Regions from separate parts of the Homo sapiens genome. Here region 2 is linked to region 1. A link is an interaction called in ENCODE POLR2A ChIA-PET data of the cell type or tissue named here. Cell type or tissue: Caco-2. All regions are shown on one strand. Links, peaks and the distances in the headings refer to the core of each region. The heading gives the core; the rest is flanking DNA.

What was found. ChIA-PET counts read pairs that join two places held together with the same protein. Peaks named below come from ENCODE experiments on the same cell type or tissue, not always from the same donor. Only the 100,000 strongest peaks of a DNase experiment are listed, where the experiment ranks them.
Region 2: POLR2A ChIA-PET joins it to region 1 with 6 read pairs; 2 of 35 experiments call an interaction of 5 or more read pairs at or near these places.

What each region holds. Positions count from the first base shown.
Region 1 is chr9:132,508,710-132,514,081 of GRCh38, reverse strand. The region is part of intron 3 of CFAP77 (cilia and flagella associated protein 77); the gene reads right to left. Among named protein-coding and RNA genes, the nearest start is that of BARHL1, 71 kb to the left of the region's middle. RefSeq lists enhancers at 3,117-3,654, 3,655-4,194. In Caco-2, for the core only: no CTCF peak of the experiment used is centred there; a DNase peak (open chromatin) is centred at 3,426.
Region 2 is chr9:132,450,011-132,455,382 of GRCh38, reverse strand. The region is part of intron 1 of CFAP77 (cilia and flagella associated protein 77); the gene reads right to left. Among named protein-coding and RNA genes, the nearest start is that of CFAP77, 42 kb to the right of the region's middle. In Caco-2, for the core only: no CTCF peak of the experiment used is centred there; no DNase peak of the experiment used is centred there.

The DNA of each region.
Region 1 (5,372 bases), core at 314-5,313:
ACCATCACCTGTGGTCAGGGACACAAGACGGGGGGATCTCCTCACTGTCACCCGTGTTCAGTGACACAGGGGAAGGGTCATCTCACTGTCACCCATGGTCAGGGACACGGGAGGGAGATCTCCTCACTGTCATCTGTGGTCAGGGGTACAGGGGAAGGGTCATCTCCTCACAGTCACCCGTGGTCAATGACACAGAGGAGGTAGAAAGAGTTGAGAAGATGGGAGGGCAGATGGGGCCAGCACCCGGAAGGACAATTGGGGTTGTCGGCACAGGCAGAGGAGGTCTCATTCCAACCAGCAGCTCTGCTCGTGGACATCAACCCCGAGGACCCTCGCACAGGGGCACCAGGTGTGCCAGGGTGCCGGTGGGGGCCTTGTCATGGGGGGACACGAGAAACACCTTAGCAGTAGAGAGATGGGTACACCTGTGGCGGACGATTCAGACAGTGGGACAGGGTGATGTTGCAAATGTGTGTCATGAGATGAGCGAGTCATGTGCAGAGTGACTTCCAGGGCACAGGACCCCGCTCAGTAGTCCCTATGATTTATGGATCGCTAACGACAGAGCAAAACTGGGCACGCTGGGTGGAAAGCATGCGTGCTCCAACCTCGGGAGGGTCCTCAGGGAAGACGGGGAGGGGCTGAGGCTAGGAAGGTGTGCACAGGGGCCTCAGATTGTGTTTGACACGTTTTATTTCTTCAATATTAAAGGAAAGGATCAGAAGCGAAAGCGGCCAGATGGTTAGCGTGCTAAATCCAGGTAGTGGGTTCACGGGAGTTAGTTATGTTGCTTCTGAACTTTTCTATTTGTTTGGAAAGTTTTCTAATAAACACAAAAGAAAGGATTGGTTAAAATGTTTTGCTCCCTTGACTAGAGTCAATAATAACTTAATTGCACATTTAAAAATAACTAAGAGTAGAATTGGATTGTGTGCTTGAGGAGCTGGAGACCCCATTCTCCACGATGTGATTATTATGCATTACATGCCAGTATCGAAACATCCCATGTACCCCATAAACATATACACCCACTATGTGCCCACAAAAATTAAAATTTTTTTTAAATTAAAAAAATAAAATACCTGCTCCTCATAAAAGCATTTATACCTATCATCTCTATCTATTTATTTATTTGAAATGGAGTTTTACCCTTGTCACCCAGGCTGGAGTGCAGAGGCACTATCTCAGCTCACTGCAACCTCCACCTCCCAGGTTCAAGTGATTCTCCTGCCTCAGCCTCCCAAGTAGCTGGGATTGCAGGCACCTGCCACCACGCTTGGCTGATTTTTATATTTTTAGTAGAGACAAGGTTTCGCCATGTTGGCCAGGCTGGTTTCAAACTCCTGACCTTAGGTGATCTGCCCGCCTCGGCCTCCCAAAGTGCTGGGATTACAGGTGTAAGCCACCACGCCTGGCCTATACCTATCATCTTTTGACTGATTACAAACCCCTTCTGCATTTTTCACAAAAACATAAGGGGCCAACAGGTAGCAAGACTCCAGGGGAAGCCATTGTAAAATTATAATTCTAAAGATTGTTTTCTCAAAACCCAACGACACCTAAAATGCAGGACACTCTGACTTGATTTGTGTTAAGATGCTTCGATGATTAGAGTGGGCTGAATGGTCTCCCCTCCACCACCAAAAGATGTGTCCATATCCTAACCCTCCTCCAGCCTGTAAATTTGACCTTATTTGGAAAAGAGGTCTTTGCAGATGTAATTACATTAAAGATCTTGAGATAAGATCATCTGGGGATATTTGGCTGAGCCCTAAACCCAATGATAAATATCTTTGTAAGAGACAGAAGAGGAGAAGACAGAGATGCAGGAGAGACAGCCACGTGAAGTTTGAGGCAGCAGTGGCTGAAGGGATGCCAAGGAACACCTGGGGCCACCAGGAGCTGGAGGAGGTCGGAGACCCTCCCCTAGAGCCCGCAGAGGGAGCGTGGCCCTGCCAACACCTTGATTTCAGACTTCCGGCTTCCAGAGCTAGGAAAGGATCCATTTTTGTTACTTTTTTTTTTTTTAAACAGAGTTTTGCTTTTGTTGCCCAGGCTGGAGTGCAGTGGCATGATCTTGGCTCACTGCAACCTCTGCCTCCCAGGTTCAAGTGATTCTCCTGCCTCAGCCTCCCAAGAAGCTGAGATGACAGGTGTGTGCCACCACACCCAGCTAATTTTTGTATCTTTGGTAGAGACGGGATTTCACCATATTGGTCAGGCTGGTGTCGAACTCCTGACCTCGTGATCCGCCCGCCTCAGCCTCCCACAGTGCTGGGATGACAGGCGTGAGCCGCCGCGCGGCCGCTTCATTTTTGTTATTTTAAGCCATTGAACGTGTGGTAATTTGTTTCAGAAACCCCAGGAAATTAACAAACGATGATTTTCAACAGCTCCTGTAGCTGAAGCTCAGTGCCCTGCAAGAGTCGTGCCCGGGAAAGAGTTGGCCGTCTCATGTGCTCTTGGCACTAGAATAGTGCCTGTTCCCAAAATCCAGGACGCACTGCATTTGAGCAATCTGTTCCCTCTCACGCAGTCAGTCAACAAGCGTTTACTGAGCACCTACAACATTCCAGGCAGGCACATGCTTGGCACTGGGGAAGGAGGAGTGGGCAACACCAGGCCCGCCCCACTGAGTCTGGTGGGGGAGATGCTCAGGTCTGCAGGCAGTGGCCACACAGGGTGGCCTCTCCAGGCAAGAGACACAGGAGTGTCTGAAGGACGGTGAGGCCTCCGCCAGGCAAGGTGGGAACGAGCATCCCTGGCAGAGGGAAAAGCACCTGTGAGTCCAGAGAAACGTGGGGAGGGAGGGAGTTCAGGGGACTGAAGGAGGTTTAGCTTGGGGGAGTCAGAGTCAAGTCTCAGCAGACCCGAAGGTACCCTTGTGCCCTCTCTCCTGGGTCCTCTGCCCACTAGAAACAGCATGCACTGCCTTGCTGTTATACCTGCTGATTGCATATTGGTTTGTTTTGTGTTTTATTTTCTCTGTATCCCAAACACCCAGCACCACAATGCCCAGCACAGGTGGGCACTAAATGAACTCTCAGCATAGGCCGGAGGTAACGAATGTGGGTTCTGAGATCAGATCCCAGCGTGACCCCTTTGCAACCACATGACTGTGTACAAGTGTCTCTGGGCCTTGGTTTCCTTGTCTATAAAATGGGGATAAGAGAGTCAGTTGCTACCTTAGGGCCCGTCTGGGGATCTCTTGAGTTGATGTGTATGAGGCACCCAGCATGGTGTCTAGCCCCGGAAACTGGCACTATTATTCATCAAAACGAATGCAAGGCTCCAGCGGTTTCTAGCTTGAACAGCCACTCCCATCTGGCCTCCGACGGGACTGATGGGGCCCAGCGTGCAGCTCTGTCCTGTGAGCTCACTGTTCCTCCACACGATGAGATGATCTGGCCACCGACGGGATGTATCAGGGCCTGCCTGCAGCTCCTCCTGGCTGGGCTCACCGCTCCTCTGCATGACGCGCTCATTCTGTGACTACTTTTGCTTGCGGGGTCCCTTGCCACAGTGGGATGTGGGCTGATGTGTTGGGCTTGATGCCTGGTTCTTCGTGCAGTGCCAGGGAGGTGCCGGCTGGCTCACAGCAGCACCATCTCCTCCGTGTCCCGGAAAGAGCTAAACCAACCTCACCCTAGCAGCCCCTCTGATTGTGTTGTGAGCTGGAGGCTGTAGAGGCGATAAGAGGCCCACGGCCGGGCCAGGCACCAAGCCGGACTCCCGACTCTGGACTCCAGCGTTGGCTCCCAGAAGGGCTTTCGCTGTGCCCCTCCCCTGACACGGGTGAGGCCCAGCTCTGGAAAAATCAAAGGCAGAGCAGAGCATGTGCGATGCAACCTGGGAGGCTCCGAGGGGAACCAGCCGGGCCAGCCTCGTTAGCGTTGACCTTGGCACCGAGCTGCTCCTGATGGATGGGGTTCGGGCCTGGCCAGGCCCTGGGGGAGTGGCGGCCCCATCCATTACGGGCCCATCAGTGCCTCCCTGAGCCCTCCCTGCTTGGGATGCCGCGAGTGTCAGGCCGCGAATAAATCTCTGTCCGGGCCACAGGAGAGCCGAAAGGGAAACAAGGCAAAGCATGAAAAATGTCTCTGTCCTGGCTCTGGAGACAAAGCTCCCATGAAGGAGGAAGGAGCAGCAGGAGTTTGGGGAGGGAGAAAGGGTGGATCAGGAGCAGCCAGTCTGGGGCCCCAGGGAGGCTGGGCTTCCTGGGAGTGGAAGGGGGAAAAGATGGGGGCCCCAGGCTGCTACCTTCTCCCAGTTATGGCTCCCTGCCTGTCCCCCACCTTTTTTGTTTGTTGTTTGAGACAAAGTTTTGCTCTGTCGCCCAGGCTGGGGTGTAGTGGTGCAATCTTGACTCACTGCAACCTCGACCTCCCGGGTTCAAGTGATTCTCGTGCCTCAGCCTCCCGAGTAGCTGGGATTACAGGCACCCACCACCACACCTGGCTAATTTTTGTATTTTTAGTAGAGATGAGGTTTCATCATGTTGCCCAGGCTGGTCTCGAACTCCTGACCTCAAGTGATCTACTTGCCTTGGCCTCCCAAAGTGACGGGATTACAGGTGTGAGCCACCGAGCAAGACTGGCCCTCAGCCTGGGCCCCTTTTAACAAAACTCCTTGGAGATCCAGGTCCATGGAAGCAGGCAGGCCTTGAGGAGCAGGGGACCCCTGTCGGACTCAGTTCAGGGGGCTCCCAAAGCCCCAGCAGAGGTAGCCCGGGCTGGGCAGCCAGCCAGTGCCTCCACCTCCCAAAAGAACCTGTTCAGGCCGCTAAGGGCTAGGGTCCTGGTGTAAGCTGCCTGGACAGAGTCCCCACACCTCCATTCGCCACCTGTGACCTCTTGCTGAGGGACAGAACCTCACCATGCCTCCCTTTTCTCATGGATAAATAGAGGTGACGGGCGTCTGCTGCACAGGGCTGCAGTGAGGATTAATCCATTTGCTCTGTGGAAAGCCAGGCCCCAGTAGGTGCTCATCAGCGTTGGCCGTTCATTGCTGTAACTGTTGTTCGTAGCCGCCATCTCGCTGCTGAGGACTCACCTCCGCACCAGGCCACTGGCACCAACGTGAACGGAGCTCAGGATGAGAAATGACTTCCTCGCCCAGGGCCTTGCTCTGCCTCCTGGAAGCATGCGGCCTGTGGATATGAACAGCCGCCCTGGAGGGAGACTCGGCTCAAATCCTGGTGCTGCCTCCAACTAGCCAGGAGACTTTGGGCAAGTGACTGTCTCTGAGCCTCAGTTTCCCCATCTGTAGAATAGGGATGATAGTCTCTACTTGGTAGAGTTGTATTTAATGAGATGAGGTACAGGGCTCAGTGTTGGACGCAGCGGTCACTCAGTGGGGGCCCAGAAAGTGTC
Region 2 (5,372 bases), core at 196-5,195, 59 kb after region 1:
GGTGCCCGCCACCACACCTGGCTAATTTTTGTATTTTTAGTAGAGATGAGGTTTCGCCATGTTGGCCAGGCTGATCTCGAACTCCTGACCTCAGGTGATCCACCCGCCTCGGCCTCCCAAAGTGCTGGGATTACAGGTGTAAGCCACAGCACCCAGCCAGTTCCACTTTTTAAGGTAAGAACCCCACACTACTGGGCTCTGCTGCAATGACAGATGGTATTGCCATCAACAAGGTCCCAGGCCTGATAAAGCCTAGGAAAGGGCCAGCTAGGATCTGCGAGTAGAACAAACTTCACAAGATATCACTGGGCCTTCCCATGGACTGGAGTTCTTTGTGCAGGCTAATTTATTGCCTTTTCTTTCTTTTTTTTTGTAGGATGTTATGACATTTTGTGATGTCCTCACTTCAGGTAATCCTGGGATGGTCTAAGTGATCACTCTCTGACTTAAGGGGACTTTGAAAGAAGTGCCTCAGTGTGTGGTTTGGGTGGGGAGAATTGGCTCAAGTCACTGACTGATTGAAGTCAACAGATGGCCTTAGGTGCCTGAGGTCCACATGTCTACCAGGAGGGCTGGGCCACTAGATGGCTGGCCTGTCCCCATCCACTCAATAACAAGGGCAATGCTGGCCCCTGGCTACGTTATAGGTATGTCTGCCTTCTCAAAGCTAGGATACTGTTGCATAATTAGGAGTGCTTACTTGCTTTCCTGAAGTAGTCTTCACTTCTAGAAAAGGATTCACCACGTGGTTCCATTCAAAAGGGCATTGTATCAAACTATCACTCAATTGGTAAAAAATGTGATGTGTGGGCAGCTTTTCCAGAACACACCAACCAATGAACAATATCAGAGATGCCGATTTCAGCACCTGTTCCCTTTACTTGCAAATGGAAACCTCAGTAACACCTGAACACGTTTTATGGAGAAAGAAGCTTAGTTCCACTTTATTCATGTGGGGAAGTAAAACCAAAGTTTTACCCTAAAAGTTCAAAGAAATCGAACTGACTTACACTGGTTATTTAATATTTTAGAAAGCCCTCGGTTTCCTGGGATGACAAGCTACTCACTGTGTTTTCAGCCTGATCTGATTTTTAAATAGATGAGTTACAACCCTCCTGAAAATTGGGGTTTATAATTGAAATATTGATAAACTCTTTCCCATAAAGAAGCTACTAGATACTGCAGTAATAACTAGGAAATAGGCAAAAAATTATGATGCTTTTCTCTGCTTAGCCAAGAAGTACAATGGCAGAGTTTATTGCATACAAAACACAGCTGCCTTTCTTCAAATTGGATACAAAAAAAATGAACCCCGATAAATTATGATGCCCCTAAATTGCAAAGAATGTACATCAATTATTGGGGGTGCCACCGCCCTCCTTCTGGGCAACCTACTTATTAGGACTGTAATTTATTATTATTATGCTTTGGTGCAAATACACACGCTGATAAATTCAAATCTGTTAAAACAAATGTCCTCCTTTCTCTGAATCAGTAAGGGACAACATTCCAAAAGAAAGTATTGTAAATGTGAAAAGCAAATGGCTCTTACGTACTCAGAAGTGAGAGACCAAAAGATGATTGATTAAGGGAGAAAACATCCAGAATGATCCAAGCTTTCTGACTCCTACCCAAGAATCCAAGAATTGCTACAAGAGTGGGCAGCAAGATACAGGGTTGGGGTTCATTACCTGGTGCCCCTGGCTCCAGCCCCCACACTGAAGCCCTTTTTATGAAAACAAACGGTTTCTGTGGGGTTTTTAAATGAATCTTTTGGCTTCAATTGGAACCAACATGATATATATTTCCTTCCACCAGATATATGAATTATATTGGCTTTATTTTATTTTATTTTTTGAGACGGAGTCTCGCTCTGTCGCCCAGGCTGGAGTGCAATGGCGTGATCTCAGCTCACTGCAACCTCCGCCTCCCGGGTTCAAGCAATTCTCCTGCCTCAGCCTCCCAAGTAACTGGGATTACAGGCGCATGCCGTCTTGCCCAGCTAATTTTTTTGTATTTTAGCAGAGACGGAGTTTCACCGTGTTGCCCAGGCTGGTCTCGAACTCCGGAGCTCAGGCAATCCACCTGCCTCAGCCTCCCAAAGTGCTAGGATTACAGGTGTGAGCCACTGCGCCCGGCCTATATTGGCTTTTTAAAAAGCTGAACGTTAAATTTGGGAAGGATTTTAGGAATCACTGTTACTCCCCTCCTTTTACAGAAGAGGAAATGGAGATTCACTGAGGGCATGAAGGGAAGAGTGAAGGCTGAGTGTCAGGTCCATGCCCCAGGTTCATCCAGCTTCACTAACTTGCTGCTTGGCAAAAGAAAAGCCAAGTGGTTCGTGTTGACTGAGCACACACCATGAGTCTAATGCTTTTCTCTGCTTAGCCAAGAAATACAATGGCAGAATTTATTGCCATTAACTCTGCTTAATGGCAGCGCCACTAAGAGCTTTTCAGGTATATTAGGAATGGAACTCCTTCTTAGAGTCAAAGAATTTGAGAGTCAGAAAGGGTCATCTGGTCCTCCCTCCTGCTCAGGTCCAATAAATGTTCCTTGCAGAGTCAGTGGGTCTCCAGGCTGTTTAGTTCCTTCTGGGACAGAGCACCCCTGCTGCATGAGGCACCCCATCTCAGCAACAGATCCGTCACACTCTCGGGCACCTCTTCTTTATATCCAATTGGAGTCTGCCTCCCTGGAGCTTCCACCGAGGTCCTAGTCCTGATTCTTAGTTGCTGGGCACAGGCCTGACTCCTGGTGCAGAATCCAATGTTAGTGGCAGTTCAATAGCTCTCTCTGGAGTAAAACAGAAAAGCCACCTTCTTCAGAGACTTGAAAATCATGCTCCAATTCTATTTTGGCCTTTTCTTCTCCTTCAACTGGTCCTCCTGTGGTTTCTGGACTGCTCACCAACCTGGCCCCCTCCTCTTCAGGCTGCAGTACCCAAGGTAATCAGAGCTGAGCCCAGGTGCTCTTTGCAAAGCAGGGGCACGGGAAGGGGTCTTGCCTATTTATAACATCAGTGCCCAAACCAACGCCACCTGGCTGCTGTAAGAATGTTCTCAACAGGCTTGACTTTCCGCTTAGGAGAAGGCAGTGGATGCTCTGGTCAAGGCACGAACTGCAGAAGAGCTCTATCTGCCCTGGACCTTCCCCACAAGGGCACACCAACTGGGAGGAGACACATGCATTGTGACCCACCCTGCAGACAGCAAGGGGAGCCCTAATGGGCTCGCAATGGGGGAGCGATGGGACCAGATTTGTTCTTTTGAAAATCTCAGGCTGGGTGCGGTGGCTCACACCTATAATCCCAGCACTTTGGGAGACCGAGACAGGCAGATCATGAGGTCAAGGAGATCGAGACCACCCTGGCTAACAGTGAAACCCCGTCTCTACTAAAAATATAAAAAATTAGTCGGGCATAGTGGCACACACCTGTAGTCCCAGCTGCTCAGGAGGCTGAGGCAGGAGAATCGCTTGAATCCAGGAGGCGGAAGTTGCAGTGAGCCGAGATCACACCACTGCACTCCAGCCTAGGCGACAGAGTGAGACTCCTTCTGGAAAAAAAAAAAAAAGAAAAGAAAAAGAAAAAAGAAAATCTCCTTGACTCAGGGTGGGAGGCAGAGTGGAGGGGGTGAGGGCTGGTGGAGAGATGCCATAATGAAGGCAACCAGGATTGGCTCGGGTAGCAAACAGTGATGGCCCTGAACTTAGGGGGCGTGGTGGGGATCAAGAAAGGGACAAGGAATCTTCATGAGTGTCACACAATGAAGAGGAGAGAACTATGGAGTAAGGTGGCAGTGTAGATGCTGGGTGGCTGACGAGGTACACTCACTAGTTCAAATGACTCCTGTACACACAGACACACCTCACAGTGCAGGATATTCAAATTTGAATCTTCGCGAAACTATGAATCATTGAATGTCATGGGCCTTCCGGGCCCTCACTTGAGTGTTAAAACCACCAGCGCTAAAAGACCACTGTTTGTGGCAGACCGACTACCCACATCCAATTCATGATCTTTCTTTTTTTTTTTTTTTTTTTAAGATGGAGTTTCGCTCTTGTTGCCCAGGCTGGAGTGCAATGGCGCGATCTCAGCTCACTGCAACCTCCGCCTCCCAGGTTCAAGCAATTCTCCTGCCTCAGCCTCCCAAGTGGCTGGGATTACAGGTGCATGCCACCATGCCCGGCTAATTTTTTGTATTCATAGTAGAGACGGGGTTTCACCATGTTGGCCAGGCTGGTCTTGAACTCCTGACCTCCAGTGATCCACCTGCCTTGGCCTCCCAGAGTGCTGAGATTACAGGTGTGAGGCACCGTGCCCGGACCAATTCATGATCTTTCCACAGACCTGCTTCCATTCTGGAATTTTCCATCTTGGTTGGAGGCACTGCCATTGCTCAAGCCAAAATCCTGACATCCATCCTTAGCTTCTCTTCCTCATCTTCCATACTCAATCAGGCTGTCTCCTAAGTAGCTCTCCAACCCATTCATTTGTTTCTTGCCCTCTGCTGCTTACCTCTCACTCACACAACTGCCATAGCCTCCTCCTGGGTCTCTGAGCCTCCCGGCTTACCCGCTCCAATCCGGGCTCTCTCTGCAGCCACATGGTCTTGCATAAAGACAGGTCTGTTCATTTCACTGCCCCACTTAACATCTTTAAAGGCATCTCATGGCCTACAGTATCAGAACCAAAATTTCCTGGTGGGCAGTGTGGTGCCGTGGTTAAGCTCATGGCCTGTCTAGGCAGACCACAGAGTTCAAATCTCTGCTCTTCTGCTTACCAGCTGTATGTAGGTAGGCACATTAATGAACCATGCCTCAGTTTCCTCATCCGTGAAAAGGGATAATAGGAGGACCTATCTCACAGAAGTTTGGTGGCTGATATGCAGAATTTAATGAGTGTTTGCAGTCATTGTTTTTATTATTAATGGTCTAGACCCATGTCCAGCCTCTGTCCACATCCTGAGGCCATCTATTGCTCTCCCAACTTCTCCACTGCCAGGCCCCCACTTTTTGCCCCAGGAACACTCACTGACCTGTAGTTCTCACACATTGCATCCTTCTCCCTGTTTCCCTGCTTCTCCAAATGCTTTTTTTTTTTTTTGCCTGGAATATCTTCCCTACCTCATTTGCCTACAGAACTCTTAATCGGCCGGGCGTGGTGGCTCACACCTGTAATCCCAGCACTTTGGGAGGGCGAGGCGGGCAGATCACAAGGTCAGGAGATCAGGACCATCCTGGCTACCACGATGAAACCCCGTCTCTACTAAAAATACAAAAAATTAGCCGGGCGTGGTGGCGGGTGTGGGCATGGTGGCGGGCACCAGTAGTCCCAGCTACTCAGGAGGCTGAGGCAGGAGCATGGCGTG